Linked DNA regions of Homo sapiens: all the other regions are linked to region 3. Evidence: read pairs that join two places in POLR2A ChIA-PET (ENCODE). Cell type or tissue: CD4-positive, alpha-beta T cell. All regions are shown on one strand. Each heading gives the region's core, and the rest is flanking DNA. Links, peaks and the distances in the headings are about the cores only.

Region 1 (5,997 bases), core at 578-5,577, 60 kb after region 3:
GCCCAGGTCTTAAAACTCAGGCGCGAGCCTTTTCTCTCAGTGCGGCTGGTGACACCTGCAGAGGGAGGGTCCTCCCTGCATCGCCATCCTGGCAGAACTTGTGCCAGCCTTTTTGGCTCTTCTGTTTGAGCAGGCGGTTGGTAAGACACATCGGGATCCCCAGGCTGGTACCTGAACCAACATCAGCTCTGGCAATGCCACCTCTCTCACAGAAGAGCGGGCCTGGCTGGAGCAGAGTTGGGGCTGGGGGTCCCCGGACACTCGCTCTGCCCCTAGCTGGCCAGAGTTCCAGAAAGCCCACATCCCATGGTCCACCCTTGACCCTGAGCCCTTTGAGCTGGTGGGTCTAGAACTCAGTTTGGGGGATGACCTCCACCACAATCCCTTTCCCTGCTTCACCCCTGCAGCCTGGTGAGTGCCTCCAGGGCAGAGGACAAGTGCGGGGGGCCTCTGTTCCTGCCTGCCCAGGACCCGTGCCCCTCGCCTGCTGCCAGCACAGACTGCCCACTGTGGGGCTCCTGGCTGCTGGCTGGGGTTCAAGTTTGTTGGGGGAAGCACCTTGGCTGGGCCCTGAGCTCTGGGAGACACCACATCAGCTGGCTGGGCCTCTGGCAGACCCCAGCTCCAAGTCTGGTCCTGAGGAGCTGCAGGCCCAGATTCCTTCAGGGGTGCTAGCCGGAGGTGGGGTTTGTCTGTTTGCCCTTTTGTGGGAGGCAGGAGCAGCTGGAGTACCCCTCAATGACAGCAGCAAGCACCTGTCATCTGCAGGAGGCCTCAGGAGCCATCTAGTGTCACCTATAGCTGAAGAAAATGAGGCACAGAGAGGACACAGCTCTGAGGACGGTGGCACAGGTGAGGCTGGCTTCTCGTGGGCACTGCCTGCTGGGGGACCTATGTGGATGTCTGCCACCTCTCCACTCACCACAGCAGCATCTGTGTCTCCCCTGCTGGACTGGGAGCTCCGGGAGGGCAGTGTGCAGTTCTCTGTGGCACCTGGCCGGAGTCAGGTATGGCACATGCTTGGTGCTCAGCAGAGCATGGTGGCATGGATAGGGGGTGGCAGGATGCACCCTAATTCTCACAATGACTTACTGGCAGAGCCAGATCCAAAAGCCAGAGTTTCCAGCTGGGCAGATAGAGGGGAACTATCAGAAAGGCAGCTCAGGAGGCTGGGCATGGTGGCTCACGCCTGTAATCCCAGCACTTTCGGAGGCTGAGGCGGGGAGAATCACCTGAGGTCAGGAGTTCGAGATCAGCCTGACCAACGCGGTGAAATCCCATCCCTACTAAAAATAAAAAAATTAACCTTGCGTGGTGGTGCACACCTGTAGTCCCAGCTACTTGGGAGGCTGAGGCAGGAGAATCGCTTGAACCCGAGAGGTGGAGGTTGCAGTGAGTGCAGTGGCGCAATCTCAGCTCACTGCACTCCAGGCTGGGCTACAAGAGTGAAACTCTGAAAAAGAAAAAGAAGGAAGGAAGGAGGGAGGGAGGGAGAGAGCGAAAGAAAGCGAGAAAGAGAAGGGAGAGAGAAAGAAGAGAGAGAGAAGGAAGGAAGGAAAGAAGGAAGGAAGCAAAGAAGGAAGGAAGGAAAGAAGGAAGGAAGGAAGGAGAGAGAGAGAGAAAGAAAGGAAGGAAGGAAGGCAAGCAAAGCAAGGCAACTCAGGCCTGTCCCGCCTGTCCCTCTGCCCTCAGGGGCCCAGGCCTCACCTCCAGCCCAGTCTCCTCCCTGGCCTCATTAAAAAGCCCTTATTGAAGAAGGAAGTGTGTGTGGTGTCCCCCCAGGGAATACACGCTGAGATATCTCTGCTCATTCATTCATTCATTTCAGGCAGACAGGAGGACCCTTCCGTGAGTGTGAACGACAGGCAAGCCCACAGAACAAGAGCACACTGGGGACTCCCTTCAGGGTCATCTCACTCAATCCCCTGCCTCAGGGCAGCTATCCAGTCAGGGAAAGAGGCCTCCTGGTTTCCCACCGCAGGGGCAGGATCCATCGGTCCTCAGTTTGGGGTTGGCGGGGAACGGTGGAAACCTAGCTCTCGGCCTGCTCCCGGGCAGGGCTTCCCTGTGCCCTCCCGCCCCCAGCCAGCAGCCTGTGTCTTCTAATTTACTGCCCAAGGCACTGCACCCTCCTCATTTGCGGCCCCCAGGCCACTGCTGCCAGGCAGCCCACCCCTCCGAGGCTCCTCTCCAAACACAGTGCAACCTCAGCTGACGCCGGGGCCCCAGGGCCGCTCTGCCTCCGCTCCCGCCACACTCAGCTGTCCTCTCCGACACCCCCGGCCCCCTCCCTACTTCCCAGCTTTCCTTCCATAAGGCCGGTTCCTGTCCTGAGGCCCCCTTCTCCCATCCTTCAAAATCCAGTCCATACGCCTGTGCCTCGGCCTCCTTGAAACGCCCCACAGCTGTGGCTGTTCCCCCAACCCAGGCCGCAGCCCTGTGCCTCTCCTGTGGCCTGGATGACCCAGGCCTGCAGCGCACCCCAAATTCCCAAATGTTTCCAACAGCACCATCTTCTTATCCGGGGTCTCCTCTCTCTTCCCGCTTCCTGCCTCGCTGACGCTGAGTTCGTGAACAAATGAACGAACCTGCCCGACCCGGGAAAGATCCCGCCTGGCGGGGGCCTGTGCGGGGCCCTTCCTGGGGACAGCGCCACTCGCCTCCGTCCCGCTCCCCACCGCAGCCCGGCACGGAGAAAGCGCTGAGTCACGTTCCGGGCACGCGGCCCCAGGGGAGCCAGGCCTCAGGGGCGCACCTGGACCCGTGGGGGCTCCTGGGCCTGCTGGGGGAACGCCTGGGCCCGCGATGGGGGGCGCCCGCACCCGCACCCGCTGCCCAGCGCAGCCCCCGCAGCGTCCCCGGTTGCCTGGAGCCACGGGCCGGGCAGCAGCGGGTGCCAGAGGCTGACGCCACCGCGGCTTGCCAGCCGAACCCCCCTTCCGGACTGGTTCAGAGGAATGGAGGGTGGGGGGCACGAGACGCCCCCAGCAGGCTGCCCCGACCCCTGGTTTCCTGTCCAACCCCCAGGTCGCGTTCCCGGGACCCTCTGGATGCCCCCTCGTTGTTTGCCTCCCCTCCATCTCCACGTTCCCTCCCTCTTCAGCGCCCCCTCCTGCCCCCGTTCTGTCCCCACCCATGACCCTGGCCCCTGGGCCTCTCCCTTCCTCTGCACCCTGGGCCTTCTCGGAGGTTCCAGCTGCGCGAGCGCGGTGGAGGCCAAGGGTGGTGTGGGGCGCCCCCTCGCGGCCCGGCCTGGCCCGGCCCGGCCCGGGCTCGCCTCACCTCCCCGCCTGCTTAAGCCCTCCCGGAGCGCTCGGGGTTCGACCCCCGAGCACGGCGGGAGGAGGGCGCCCCCCTGCGGCACAGCCACGTCCACGAAGCCCCTCCCGGGGTTCTAGAAAGCGGAGGCCTCCGGTAATAGGGGCTAAGGCTGGGCTAGGGGGACAGGGGACAGGCCCTCCCAGCTCCTCCCCTGTCGAGCCAGGAGGGGTGAGGGAGAGGGGGAGAAGTGTGTGTGTGTGTGTGTGTGTGTGTGTGTGTGTGTGTGTGTGTGTGTGTGTGTGTGTGTGTGTGTGTGATGTGTGTGGTGTGTGTGTGTGTAGTGTGTGTGTGTGTGTGTGTGTGTGGCGCAGATAAGGGGCCATGGCCTAGGACAGCCAGGCAGTGAGTGGCAAGCGCCTGATGGGTTGCTTTTCCTTCATTTTACAAGCCAGGAAGTCTTCCTGCGGTGGGGTTTGCAGAACCAGCAGAATCCCTCCTGGGGCCACCATGTTCCCGGCACCGTTCTGAGCCTTTGTAACGCTAATCTCCTGTAGTGAGTGCCTGGGGAGGGTTGGGGGGCTGTAATATTGTTGTCCTTGCAGAAGGAAAGACCAAGATGCAGAGAGATGTCTAAAAGGTGCCAGAAGGTGACTATCCAGCCCTGGTATCACTGCCTGGTGATTTCGTTTCTTTGATCTTCACGAATGGCCTCACTGGGTGAGTCCAGGGGCCAGGAGGTTCAAGATGCTGTCAATGACTCAGGACTGTTTGGGGGCAGATAAGAGGAGGTGAGGGGTTCCACGGGTTCTGGATAAATTGATCAGAACTCAGAACACATTTCTAAGCAGTGATCATTAGCTGCAGAAGCCGATTTTGTTCCTAACGTACTCCAACTACAGCTGGAAAGGCCAGGGAAGAACTGGAGTGGGCACCGGCTAACATTTCTTGAGCACCTACTAGGTACCAGGCCTTTTATATGCGCCATGTCACTTAATTTACCTCAAATCCAAGGGGCCTTTGTGGTGTGTTATTCAGAAGTCACAGGGCTAATTAGGGGCAGGGCTGGGATCAGACGGGCCTGTCTGGCCTCACACCTGGGTTCTTTTTCCTCCACTCTGCCATTCAGCTGTGATTTGGACAGAAATCAGCTGCCACGTGCAACATTCTCCCATGGGAACATGTGTCCGCAGTACCTATCTCAGAGCCCAAATCCTTCCTGCCCCACAGCCTTCTCCTGGAACCTGCCTTGGGTAAGCTGAGAAATTGGTATGGGAGGTGTGGGGGTGGGACAGAGTGTGCAGGTCTCTGGCCACAAGAGAAGCAGGAAGGGATAAAGATTCCTCCCAATGTATCTCCTGGCCTGGGTGTTTCTGCTGCCCACAAGTATGTTGCTGTGATTCTCAGGTCAAAGAGGCTCTCAGTTGCCTCAAAAGCTGCACCCTCGGCTGGGCTTGGTGGCTCACGCTTGTAATTCCGGCGCTTTGGGAGGCCAAGGCAGGTAGATCACTTGAGGTCAGGAGTTCGAGACTAGCCTGACCAATATGGTGAAACCCTGTCTCCACTAAAAATACAAAAAAATTAGTTGGGCATGGTGGTGGGTGCCTGTAGTCCTAGCTTCTCGGAAGGCTGAGACAGGAGAATTGCTTGAACCCAGCAGGCAGAGGTTGCAGTGAACCGAGATCGTGCCACTGCACTCCAGCCTGGGTGACATAGTGAGACTCTGTCTCAAAAAAAAAAAATACTGCACCCCGACCTCCTTCACTTTGCCTTCCCTGGGACGTGTACGCCATCCCTTTGATCCTCCTTCCTCGCCCCTCCTCCTCCTCCTGGAGTTAGCCTTCATGCACTTGTTTATTTGCTCATCATAGATTTACTGGGTACCCTGAACACCCTCTGGGTCGGGCCAAGGCCAGGTGCTGGGGAGGTGCCCTTTAGAGGCCCCGCTGAGCCTTCTGGTCACGCATGGCAATTCCATCAGCCCTGGCCCGGCACCCCTCTTGTTTGTGTCACTCAGCTGTGAAGACCTGTTGCCCATGCTTGTCTTTGATCTCCCCCAGCGGGGCTTCTGCTGGCTTAGCCTTTCCTCCCTCCAGCTCTGCCTGTGAGGTCCAGTGATCCTTCCGGGCAGTGGACCCTGCTCTGTGGGCACCTCACAGGCTCCGCAGGAAGCTTCTGGCTTCCAGCACCCCCTCACCTTGCTCACACTTTGCCTCCACCCCTCAAGCAGGCATGATTCCTCAGTGATGCCCCAGACTCTATAAGGACCTGAATTCAAACCAGTTTGCTTAGGGGACATTCAATTTGTAGCTGTGAAAATGAATTTAAAGTTCACCTGAAAAAAAAAGAACAAAAGTAGACTATCCAGGCCGGGCGCTGTGGCTCACGCCTGTAATCCCAGTACTTTGGGAGGCCGAGGCGGGCGGATCACGAGGTCAGGAGATCGAGACCATCCTGGCTAACACGGTGAAACCCCATCTTTACTAAAAATACAAAAAATTAGCTGGCGTAGTGGCGGACACCTGTAGTCCCAGCTACTCGGGAGGCTGAGGCAGAAGAATGGCGTGAACCCGGGAGGCGGAGCTTGCAGTGAGCCGAGATCACGCCACTGCACTCCCTCCTGGGCGACAGAGCGAGACTCCGTCTCAAAAAAAAAAGTAGACTATCCAGGACTTTTTTTAGGAGGGGGGAAAATAAAAAACCATGAAAGATATATCCCTCACCAAATATTAAATGAAT
Region 2 (5,484 bases), core at 445-5,444, 64 kb before region 3:
GTATGTCAGGAACTGTGTGAGGGCTGCACATGCTTTGGCTAACTTAATGTTCAAAGAGCTCTTAGATGTTCTCATGGATGAAGCATAAATGAACTCAGAGAAGTCAAAGAACTTTCCCAGATACACAGCCAATAATGGAAGACCTGGATTTTGAACTTTGCTCTGTTTGACTCTAGAGCTTTATGAAGTTGATCCTTCAAGTCCCTGAGTTCCATATCCATGGATCCAATCAACCATGGATCAAAAACATTAGAAAAGAGGCTGAGCGCAGTGGCTCATATCTGTAATCCCAGCACTCTGGGAGGCCAAGGTGGGCAGATCACCTGAGGTCAGGAGTTTGAGACCAGTCTGGCCAACATGGTGAAACCCCATCTCTACCAAAAATACAAAAACTAGCCAGGCGTGATGGCGCATGTCTATAATCTCAGCTAGTCGGGAGGCTGAGGCAGGAGAATCGCTTGAACCCAGGAGGCAGAGGTTGCAGTGAGCCGAGATTGTGACACTGCATTCCAGACTGGTTGACAGAGCGAGACTCTGTTTAAAAAAAAAAAAAAATTAGAAAAGAAACAATGAAAAATAATACAATAAAAGGTAATACAACTATTTGAATTGTATTTGGTATTATAAGTAATCTAGAGATGATTTAAAGCCTACCCGACATTGTGCATAGTAGGTTGTATGCAAATACTGTGCCATTTCATATCAGGGACTTGAGCATCCAAGGATTTTGGTATCTAGCGCCAATCCCCCATAGATACAGAGGGACAACTGTATATGTCTTTTGCCTTTGTAGACTGAGGGCATCTTGCACATAAATATCAAGTTATACTGAAAATAATTCATGCAATAGAACTTCTGAGAAAGAAGAGCCACCTATTGGCAGCAGTTCTCAGAGGCGGCTTCATGGAAGAGGCAGGATTTCAGCTGAGTGGAATTCACCTTGGCAGACAGGAATGGAAAGGGCACAAGTGGAAGGGTTTTTTTGTGAGCAAAAACATGAGCGGGAGCCACACGCAGTGGTTCACGCCTGTAATTCCAGCACTTTGGGAGGCTAAGGTAGGTGGATCGCTTGAGCCCAGGAGTTTGAGACCAGCCTGGGCAACATGGCGAAACTCCTTCTATAAAAGGGGTTTTGTGTCTACCAAAAATACAAAAATTAGCTGGGAGTGGTTCTGTATGCTGGTAGTTCCAACTACTCGGTAGGCTGAAGTGGGAGGATCGCTTGATCCCGAGAGGTGGAGGCTGCAGTGAGCCGTGATTGCATCACTGCACTCCAGCCTGGGTGACAGAGCAAGACCTTGTCTCAAAACAAAACAAAAACAAAAAACTCATACATGAGCAGGAATGATAAGCTGCATTTGGGGTATGAGCAGGTGTTTATTGGGAAGCAGAGAGAGGAAAGGGCTCAGGGATGAAGCACCTGTCTTCTGTAAGGTAACAGGGAGCCACTGAAAGTATATAGATAAGGGAGTAACATGATGACAGCTGTATATTGGTGACGCTAACCTGAGAATAATTTAGAGAATGGATAAGGGGAAGGAAGACCAAGAGGTAGGAAAATAGGAAAACCAGAGAGGAAGCTAATGAAATTACCAGACCTCTTTTCATACACAGATTTCATCTTGGAATATAAAAGATAACAGGGGCCAGGCACAGTGGCTCACTCATGTAATCCCAGCACTTCGGGAGGCCGAGGCAGGTGGATCACCTGAGGCTAGGAGTTTAAGCCTGGCCTGGCCAACATGGTGAAACCCCGTCTCTACTAAAAATACAAAAAGTTAGCTGGGCGTGGTGGCGCATGCCTACAATCCTAGCTAGCTACTTGGGAGGCTGAGGCATGAGTATCTCTTGAATCAGGGAGGCGGAGGTTGCAGTGAACCAAGATCGTGCCACTTTACTCCAGCCTGGGCGACAGAATGAGACTCTGTCTCAACAACAACAACAACAAAAAATAAATATGTTTATTATATTTATTATATTTATATCTTTATAAACAAAGATATTTATTATATATTATTATTATAAAAAATAATAATAAAATAAAAGATAACAGGGCCAGGCGTGGTGGCTCACGCCTGTAATCCAAGCACATTGGGAGGCCGAGGCAGGTGGATCACTTGAGGTCAGGAGTTCAAGACCAGCCCCGCTAACATGGTGAAACCTCGTCTCTGCTAAAAATACAGAAATTAGCTGGGCATGGTGGCGTGCGCCTGTAGTCCCAGCTACTCAGGAGGCTGAGGCAGGAGAATCGCTTGAACCTGGGAGGTGGAGGTTGCAGTGAGCCGAGATCAGGCCAGTGCACTCTAGCCTGGGTGACAGAGAGACTCCATCTTAAAAAAAAAAAAAAAGATAACAGGATACGGCTAACAATGTAATAAATATATACCTCATGGTGCGTAAAAAAGACCTAAGGCTTCCAATAGCTTACTGTGAGAACCATAACAGTGAGTGGTATTTCTGTTTATTACTTTGTCAGGATCAACACACAGTCTTTGAAATACCCTAATAGGATAGTAGTTATCACATAAATAAACAAGCAATTTGCTCAGAAATAAATGTGTCATTGTAAACAAATTGCTTGTCTGTAGTGGACTTTGGCTGGCACTCAGACTTTAGCTGGACACACTATTAGCATGCATACGGCACTTTTAACCTACTTGCTAAGAATCTGATCTCCTAACCCTCAGTGGCCTCTCATTTCTCTTTTCTCAGCAGCCCTTTGGTTCCTGTGCCTGGGAGGAGTTAGGTGACTGGTTGATCAGTTCAGTTCTGCAGCCCTGACCTCAGCTCCAGTTTCAGAAGAGCAGAGGGAGGGTGCAGGGAGTCTCCAGCTGAGAGGAGCTCAGTGGTTTTCTGATTCTGACTTGAGCACAGTTACAGACAACTTTCCTGTGAGTGCAGTTGATTGCATGCTCACACTGATATTGCAACAGCTGAACACGTGTGTGCACTTGTGTTGAGCTTCAGAGCTCAACCTCAAGTCGGCTTGTCCTCTTATGACAGCTGTAGGAGATGGCTCACCAAGGAGAGACAGAGAGAGATAAAACCAGCATAGCACCAGCTTCCCATATCAAGACCCAGTGCACAGGGAGCCAGGGATCCCTGGGTTCTGAGCTATGGCTACCACTTGTATGGTCTTGGGCAAGCCCCTTACCCTGTAGAGGTTGCAGCTGCCTCATCTGTCAGGGGAGGGGCTGTACCTTTGAGATTCCTTCCAAATCTGACCATCTAGCCAGGACAGGCATTTTCAAGAAACCCTGTTTGTTATTTTCTTCTTTTGATCTAAGTAACCGCAGGTGAGTATTTGTTTTGTTAAAGAAAGGTTTGGGGCTGTCACCACGCTGCCGCTTCCACATTCTACCTTTTCTAGGTAGCAAGAGGCAGACGCTGGGCTTTGTGCCTATTTGGTCTGGTCTGTTTCTCCAAGAAGGGCAGCTGGAGTCGATGCTGGGCTGAAATGTTCTTTTTTTTCCTTTTTTCGAGACAGGGTCTTGCTCTGTCACCCAGGCTGGAGTGCAGTGGCGCCATCTCTGCTCACTGCAACCTCCACCTCCCGGGTTCAAGCAATTCTTTTGCCTCAGCCTCCTGAGTAGCTGGGATTACAGGCGCGCGCCATCACGCCTGGCTAATTTTTGTATTTGTAGTAGAGACAGGGTTTCACCATGTTGGGCAGGCTGGTCTTGAGCTACTGACCTCGTGATCCACCCGCGTCAGCCTCCCAGTGCTGGGATTGCAGGCATGAGCCACCGCGCCTGGCCTGCACAGCTAATTTTTAAATATTTTTTTTGTAGAGATAGGATCTCACTATGTTGCCCAGGCTGGTGCTGAACTCCTGGGCTCAGGCAATCCTCCCACCTCAGCCTCCCAAAGCACTGGGATTACAGGTGTGAGCTACCAGGCCTGCCCTGCCAAGCTGAAATGTTAGCCTCACACTTTTTTTTTTTTTTTTTTTGAGACGCAGTCTCCTTCTGTGGCCCCAGGCTGGAGTGCAGTGGCGCAATCTGGACTCGCTTCAACCTCCGCTTCACTGGTTCAAGCGATTCTCCTGCCTCAGCCTCCCGAGTAGCTGGGATTACAGGCGTGTGCCACCACGCCTGGCTAATTTTTGTATTTTTAGTAGAAACGGGGTTTCACCATGTTGGCCAGGATGGTCTCAAACTCCTGACCTCAGGTGATACATCTGCCTCGGCCTCCCAAAGTGCTGGGATTACAGGCGTGGGCCACTGCACCCAGCCCGCACATTCTTTTTACACCAACTTTAGGATGCAGAATGTGTAGTCCCAGGTGGAGTGAGCTCAAAGCCAAAAGAAGAGCAGGACCAACAAGGAAGAGAATGAAGGCAGAAGTGAACAGGTAGAACCAAGCTTACAAGGTCTGGTATTTGATAGAAACAACAAAAAATAGAACAGACTCTCCCAATTTCTTCAAACTAGTCTGTAAACATAAATAGAGTCTTGGGCCCCTCATTTCTCCAATGCCAGATGCCTGGGCAGCAGGGCTGGAACCAGAGTGAGGCAGGTGAGGCAATTGCATGACACTGAGAGTAAGAACTGTTCTTTTTTTTGAGATGGTGTCCTGCTCTGTTGCCAGGCTGGAGTGCAGTGGCCTGATATCAGCTCAGTGCAAACTCCGCCTCCCGGGTTCAAGCGATTCTCCTGGCTCAGCCTCCCGAGTAGCTGGGACTACAGGTGCGTGCCACCATGCCCAGCTAATTTTTGTATTTTTAGTAAAGATGGGGTTGGCCAGGATGGTCTCGATCTCTTGACCTCGTGATCCGCCCATCTTGGCCTCCCAAAGTGCTGGGATTACAGGTGTGAGCCACTGTGCGTGGCTGAGAATGAGAACTTAAAGTTGACATTCTGGGTGCCCCACTCACTTCGCCTTATCCCCAACACATTGGGCCGTGTAAACATCATCTTTCATTTTAGTCTTAACTTGAAAAATAGATTAATAGGCTACAAACTGGACTGGAGTCTGCATCCATTTGAACAACTCTTCTTTATTGGCAGCCCAGAGTGGAGGACGAAATTAACAATGAGGAATTCACACTCAGCAAAAAGCAAAATATGAAAGCCTGATTGCGGATTTCCTAATGGACAAGATTATTTTCCTCTACAGAGAGCCTTAGGTTGCCAGAGGAACCATCTGCAGGGCCCCAAAGCATTTAGGATCAGACTATTCTGTCGACGTTAGCCTAGCCCACTGATCTGGAGCAGGATGTGACATTCTCCGCTGGTGGTTTTGGCTTCAATCCACCGAAGCCACATGTCGAGGACTAAAAGAGGGATCGGGCCCATGTGTGGCTGATTGGGCCCTATCTTCTGGAGAGAGCTGGTACTCATTAAGAACAGCCAAGATTCTCATCTTCCTGTCCCAAAATCAGAGACCTTTCTTAGCTCTTTCAGGTCACCTGAGATACTGGTTTGCCTCCCAAACCCTGCTGCCTCAGGAATGCTGTGCTGCAGGGCTGTGTCTGTCAGTTTC
Region 3 (5,997 bases), core at 628-5,627:
TGCTGGGAAGGGAGGCTTCCTATCTGGGGGGGCCTGGAAGTCAAGTAGGTTCATTTGTCATCTAAGCAGTTCACGTAGCCATGTAGGTGTGTTTAATGACAGAGTGGGACTGAGCATGTTGCCCAGTCTCAGTATTCTCAAACAATGAGTCAAGACCTAAAACATAAGGAGAGATATAGAATGGATCTGTGATGGTCATTACCAAGATCTATGCCATTTTATGATGTGTTCTTTACTCTGTGGTAGGTTTTTCGTACCCTTATCACCTGTTAAGGTGAACAGAGAGAATTGCTTAACTGTGCAATTGCTTAATTAAATATTTTGGAAAAGGTCAACATTAGGTGGGAGGTCATATAGCCATGACGTTGGTCTTGTGTACTTCCTGCCAAGAGACCTAGCAGAGGAGTTCGAAGACTATAAATGGAGTGCTTTCTTGGATTGATTTCTTTGATAGCCAAATCTGAAGACAAAGCATTTTTGTGTGCAAGGTCATCTGTGACACTCTCTTGCTATCTCCCTCATATCTTTGATTTGGGTACAAAGAATATCTTTTATCTTGTCAGCTTTGTGATTACCATTCATTCTAAGCTGGTGATTGGCTCCCCATGAGGATTGGTTGAAAAATTAGTGAAAAGAGGTTTACTGCAGTTAATATAGATCATTGTTGTTCTGATCTACAGCAGGCACATCAGTCTGTCTCAGGGATGAATCTGGGTAAATAGGCAAATTTGTATTCACTTCACAGCATTCAAGCAAATACGAAGCTGCTCTCCCCAACACTGATCCATCACCAGTCTAAAAATATCCACTGGTAAGCCTTGGACACGTTATGTATCTCAGGAGAAGGGAAGCAGAGAAAGCTGGGAAAATAACCAGGCATCAAATAAAAATGAAATAGAATTTAAACACAAAACCCTATAAAAAAAGAGATTATGTAGTACCATGAATGAGTTTTTGATATGACCCCAGGTGTTGGTTTCTATAGTAATTATTATTTGATTCTCTGGCATAAATATTAAATGTCTGCCCAATATACAAAATGTGTACTTTGCTTTTTTTTTTTTTTTTTTAGATGGAGTCTTGCTCTGTCGCCCAGGCTGGAGTACAGTGGCACTATCTTGGCTCACTGAAACCTCTGCCTCCCAGGTTCAAGTGATTATCTTGCCTCAGCCTCCCAAGTAGCTAGGATTACAGGCGCGTGCCGCTGTGCCTGGCTAATTTTTTGTGTTTTTAGTAGAGACGGGGTTTCACCATGCTGGCCAGGCTGGTCTCAAACTCCTGGCCTCAACCAACCCGCCCACCTCAGCTTCCCAAAGTGCTGGGATTACAGGTGTGAGCCACCGCTCCCAGCCTGTACTTTGCTATTTTAATTATAAATTGTCTAAAATGGTTTCCTGTCTTTGGAAGCATATTTTTGGTATTTTGGGTTTTTTGTTTTTACTTAAGTAAAAAAATTAATATAAAATAAATTACATAAATACATAATTTATAATTAAACAAATGAAGAAATAATTGAATAATTGAATGATAAAGGACAGCTCTTCCTTACAGTAGAATCCCAGCTAATAAATGTAGAAAGCTATAATTATTCTATATCCATAAATGTTTTTTAATGTGGAAGAAATGATAGAAATTAGCCAGCTGTGATGACTTGCTTGTAGTCCCAGCTACTCGGGAAGCTGAGGCAGGAGGATCACTTGAGCCCAGTAGTTCAAGGCTGTAGTGCACTATGGTCACAGTGAATAGCCACTGCATTCCAGCATGGAAACATAGCAAGACCCTACCTCTAAAAAACAAAACAAAAAAAAACTTTATGTGAATTTATTTTGGTATATAATTAAATATTATTAGCTGCAGAAGACCAGCATTTTTTCTTTCAGTGGGGTCTCTAACCTACCTGCATCAGAATTGGTTGGAATGTTTATTAAAATACAGATTCCTAGTTCCTACCCCAAACTAGCTGAATCAGAATTCTAGTGACAGGGCCCTGGGATCTGCAGTTTTCAAAAATATTCCCACGTGAGGCCGGGCGTGGTGGCTCACACCTGGAATCCCAGCACTTTGGGAGGCTGAGGCGGGCGGATCGCCTGAGGTCAGGAGTTCGAGACCAGCCTGACCAACATGGAGAAACCCTATCTCTACTAAAAATACAAAAAAATTAGCCAGGCATGGTGGCAGACGCCTGTAATCCCAGCTACTCGGGAAGCAAGGCTGAGGCAGGAGAATCGCTTGAACCCGGGAGGCGGAGGTTGCAGTGAGCCAAGATCGTGCCATTGCACTCCAGCCAGGGCAACAAGAGCGAAAAGTAACCAACAGAAGTATACAATATCAATACTTTCTTTACCTGAGAATTGATGGTAATAATATAGTTTTCATATTATTATGATATATAGGATATATATATCCTATATATCCTATATATCATATATAGGATATATAGGATATATATCTCTCTCATATATATATCTCTCATATATATATATATATATATATATATATGAGACGAGGCCTGAATCTAATAGCAAATGAAAACAAAGTATATACTTTAAAAAAAGATTTATGTTGAAGTTAACTTTATTTTTATGGATGGGATGAATGGATTATTGTGTTTTTTTGTAGACTACTGGGAATTGCCTAATAATTTACACACAGAGTAAGATGTCCTTTCACATGTACTGTGACCATATTTTTTTACAGCAAAAATAGTACAACCGTAGGAGTAGTGTAATATTTGAAATCAGAATGGTAAAAAAAAAAATCTAGGACATGTGATTGATACACACACACACACACACACACACACACACAGACTAAATGCGTGTGTGCCCATGTGTATGTGAATGCACGTGCACCCTTCTGGCCTGCATTTGGGCATGGTCTGGCAATTTCATCTTTCGTCACCAGGTGGCGCTTTGCCGATGTGATGTGCTGGTAAAAGGAAGCTGATGAGCACCAGGGTCAAAAGCCAAAGAGGAGTTGCTCACGTAACACACAGAGCCTTCGTCAGCAAACGCCTGAGGTCCACCAAAAGAGGTCTTCTGGCTGAGCCCAACTCTACTTCCATTCTGGGTTTGAGATGTTTGGGATTTAAGTTATTCTCAGATTCAGGCTTACTTCAGGACAGACACAGCAGCCCAGTCCCAGGAGGATGTTGTATCCAAGCATGCAGGGCACCAGATGCAAGCTTGACGCCCCTTTACAGATGGAACTAAGAGAGGTTTGCTTGACTCTTCACTGTGTCCCTCAGGCCTAGTTCAGTACTCAGGATATAGTGAGAGTGCTGAATGAATGGGTAAATGTCTTTGTTTTTTGAAAATTATTTATTTATTTATTCTTTTTTTTTTTTTTTTTTGAGACAGAGTCTCACTCGGTCACCCAGGCTGGAGTGCAGTGGTGTGATCTCAGCTCACTGCAACCTCTGCCTCCTGGGTTCAAGTGATTCTCCTGCCTCAGCCTTCTGAGTAACTGGGAGTACAGGCACACGCCACCACACCCAGCTGATTTTTGTATTTTTAGTAGAGATGAGGTTTCACCATGTTGGCCAGCCTGGTCTCAAACTCTGGACCTCAGGTGATCTGCCTGTCTCGGCTTCCCAAAGTGCTGGGATTAGATGTGAGCCACCGCACCCGACCATTTTTTGAAAACAATTTAGTGAAGAAGTCGCCATATTTTAGAACTATCTGGCAGTAACACATCTTTGAGCATCTTGGGTGGAAGGTAAACGCTGACTGACGTATCCATTGTGGCTGTGGCTGCTGGCAGTGTTCTCTGACATCACCCTGCCCTCAGTGTACATTTGTATCTTCTGCAGGTACTGTTAGATCTTATAGACAAAGATTTTGTCATACTGTGCTCCAAGAAAGCTCTTCTCTAAGAAGACCTTAGATACTCCTGTTAAAGATAGAAAGGAGTGTGGTGCGTGGTATGATTTTGTACATACTGCCATCTAAGCATAGGGCGCCATTGGAGATTTTTGGCTAGCTTCCAGAACCTTCACAGAATTCAGTACTGTTTGCCATGATGGTATAACTTTCAGACTCCCCGAACTCTGCTCAGGTCCCTGGAACACTCCTAGGATTAGAAGAGCCTGTAGACTTGCCCTACAGTAGAAGCAGTGCAATAGAGTATGGCTTTTGGAGTCAGATGTACCTGGGTTCAAATTGTGGTTCTGCTGCTCATTAGCTCTGGGACCCTGGATGATTACGTGAATCTTTTGAGTCTCGGTTTCTTTATCTGTAGAATGTCAGTTTGTTTAACTGACATTCTTCATTTTTCAGTCGGCTACTGTATTTCTCCGGCATGTTGGACTGTCCTCCAGCATACACACGGAACTTACAGGCTGGTGAGAGGGGCAGGCATGTTGTTCCTTTCGAGAATGTGAAATAAGAGCATACCTAAACTAGAGCTGGATGGCGGTGATGGCCGCACGATAATGCGAATGTGAATGTTACTTAATGCCGCTGAACTGTATACTTGAATATGATTGAGATAGTAAATTTCATGTTATGTGTATTTTACCAAGATAAAAATAAAAAGACCAGGTGTGGTGGCTTACACCTCTAATCCCCGCACTTTGGGAAGCTGAGGCGAGAAGATCACTTGAACTCAAGAGTTTGAGACCAGCCTGGGCAACATAGTAAAACCCCATCTCTACGAAAATTTAAAAATAAAGATAAAAAATATGTAAAGTAAAATGGGGGACAAAAAGAATCTATCTAAAGTACCTAGCATAATGCCTGGCACATAGTAGATACTCAGTTAAATATTTCCTTACATTCTCTTTTTTCATGATTTGCCAAGCTGTAATTGCAGGTTACCCAAGTTTTACCCCATGAAAGGGGCTTTCTTTTGGCAGAGTTTTCTGGTTAGATGAATAGATTAGGGGGATCTGTGCCTTGCTTTTCTGTCGTAAAGGTACTCACACTTAATGTTTGGTCCCCAAATCCCTGAGCAGACCAAATTTCATTCTTTGTTCATGAGTCTTGATCTGAGGCCTGTTTTCATTATAAAAAGTGAAATAGGATTCTAGAAGCTGCATTTAGTTGTCCTTCATAAGGCTGTTAAGGGTTTATTTACTCCAGAATGATACCTGAGAAACAGGAAGCCATTCTATAAATCCATACTGAGCTTGAGGTAAGAGATCAGAAAGCTTCTCAGTCTCCCTCTGTCTGTGGACCTGGGGCATGTTGTGTGCAAGACAGAAAAGGAAGCTCTTCCTGTTTCCGGATATGCCAGGATGCTTACATCAGAAAGACTTTATCTGGTCTTCCTTGTCACCATGCACTCCCTTACTCAGTAGACCTAGGGCTGAGAAAATTACCCTTTGCAGACTCTAAAAAAGAAAACAGAAACTCTGTGGATATGAACTGAGAAAACGATTGCTAATGCTAAGTACAGTGGACTGGTGCATGAGTACTTCAGAAAAATGCTTGGCCCTGAATCTGTTCTGAGCTTCATCTTTCTTGGTCCCAAGAAGGCATTAGTTTTCTTTCCTTTCATACTTACCTGTTAGCATATGAGTGAGATCTCTGGTTTTAGGTTGAAATAAGATACTTATTTTTTGTTTTTGAGACAGAGTCTCGCTTGTTGCCCAGGCTGGAGTGCAGTGGCATGAGCTCAGCTCACTGCAACCTCCACCTCCTGGGTTCAAACAATTCTTCTGCCTCAGCCTCCCTAGTAGCTGGGACTACAGGCCTGTGCCACCACACCCAGCTAATTTTTGTATTTTTAGTACAGATGGGGTTTCGCTATGTTGGCCAGGCCGGTCTCAAAGCTCCTGACCTCAAGTGATCTGCCCACCTCGACCTCCCAAAGTGCTGGGATTAGAGACATGAACCACCACGCTTGGCCTCTTTTTTTTTCCTTTTTGGGATGGTCTCACTCTCTCCCCCAAGCTGGAGTGCAGTGATGCTATCATAGCTCACTGCAGCCTCAATCTCCTGGGCTCAAGTGATCCTCTTGCGTCAGCCTTCTGAGTAGCTGGGACTACAGGTGTGT

Evidence for each region. Peaks named below come from ENCODE experiments on the same cell type or tissue, not always from the same donor. Only the 100,000 strongest peaks of a DNase experiment are listed, where the experiment ranks them.
Region 1: POLR2A ChIA-PET joins it to region 3 with 62 read pairs; 21 of 35 experiments call an interaction of 5 or more read pairs at or near these places.
Region 2: POLR2A ChIA-PET joins it to region 3 with 15 read pairs; 18 of 35 experiments call an interaction of 5 or more read pairs at or near these places.

The regions. Positions count from the first base shown.
Region 1 is chr17:76,118,845-76,124,841 of GRCh38, reverse strand. It overlaps LOC101928447 (a long non-coding RNA gene), which reads left to right. Exons shown (of 4, transcript XR_001753019.2): 2 at 718-852; 3 at 3,864-3,978; 4 at 4,388-4,506. Among named protein-coding and RNA genes, the nearest start is that of EXOC7, 18 kb to the right of the region's middle. RefSeq lists a silencer at 3,049-3,518. In CD4-positive, alpha-beta T cell, for the core only: CTCF peaks have their summits at 2,936 and 3,215 (motif pointing left); DNase peaks (open chromatin) are centred at 880, 2,761 and 3,231; H3K4me3 peaks cover 452 bases.
Region 2 is chr17:76,244,020-76,249,503 of GRCh38, reverse strand. It overlaps LOC105371896 (a long non-coding RNA gene), which reads left to right. Exons shown (of 6, transcript XR_007065913.1): 6 at 5,010-5,484. Among named protein-coding and RNA genes, the nearest start is that of RNF157, 6.3 kb to the right of the region's middle. In CD4-positive, alpha-beta T cell, for the core only: no CTCF peak of the experiment used is centred there; DNase peaks (open chromatin) are centred at 2,873 and 5,243; H3K27ac peaks cover 992 bases.
Region 3 is chr17:76,179,263-76,185,259 of GRCh38, reverse strand. All of the region lies in intron 2 of RNF157 (ring finger protein 157), which reads left to right. Among named protein-coding and RNA genes, the nearest start is that of FOXJ1, 41 kb to the right of the region's middle. In CD4-positive, alpha-beta T cell, for the core only: CTCF peaks have their summits at 2,698, 2,897 (motif pointing right), 4,992, 5,202 and 1 weaker place; DNase peaks (open chromatin) are centred at 2,899 and 5,189; H3K27ac peaks cover 1,665 bases.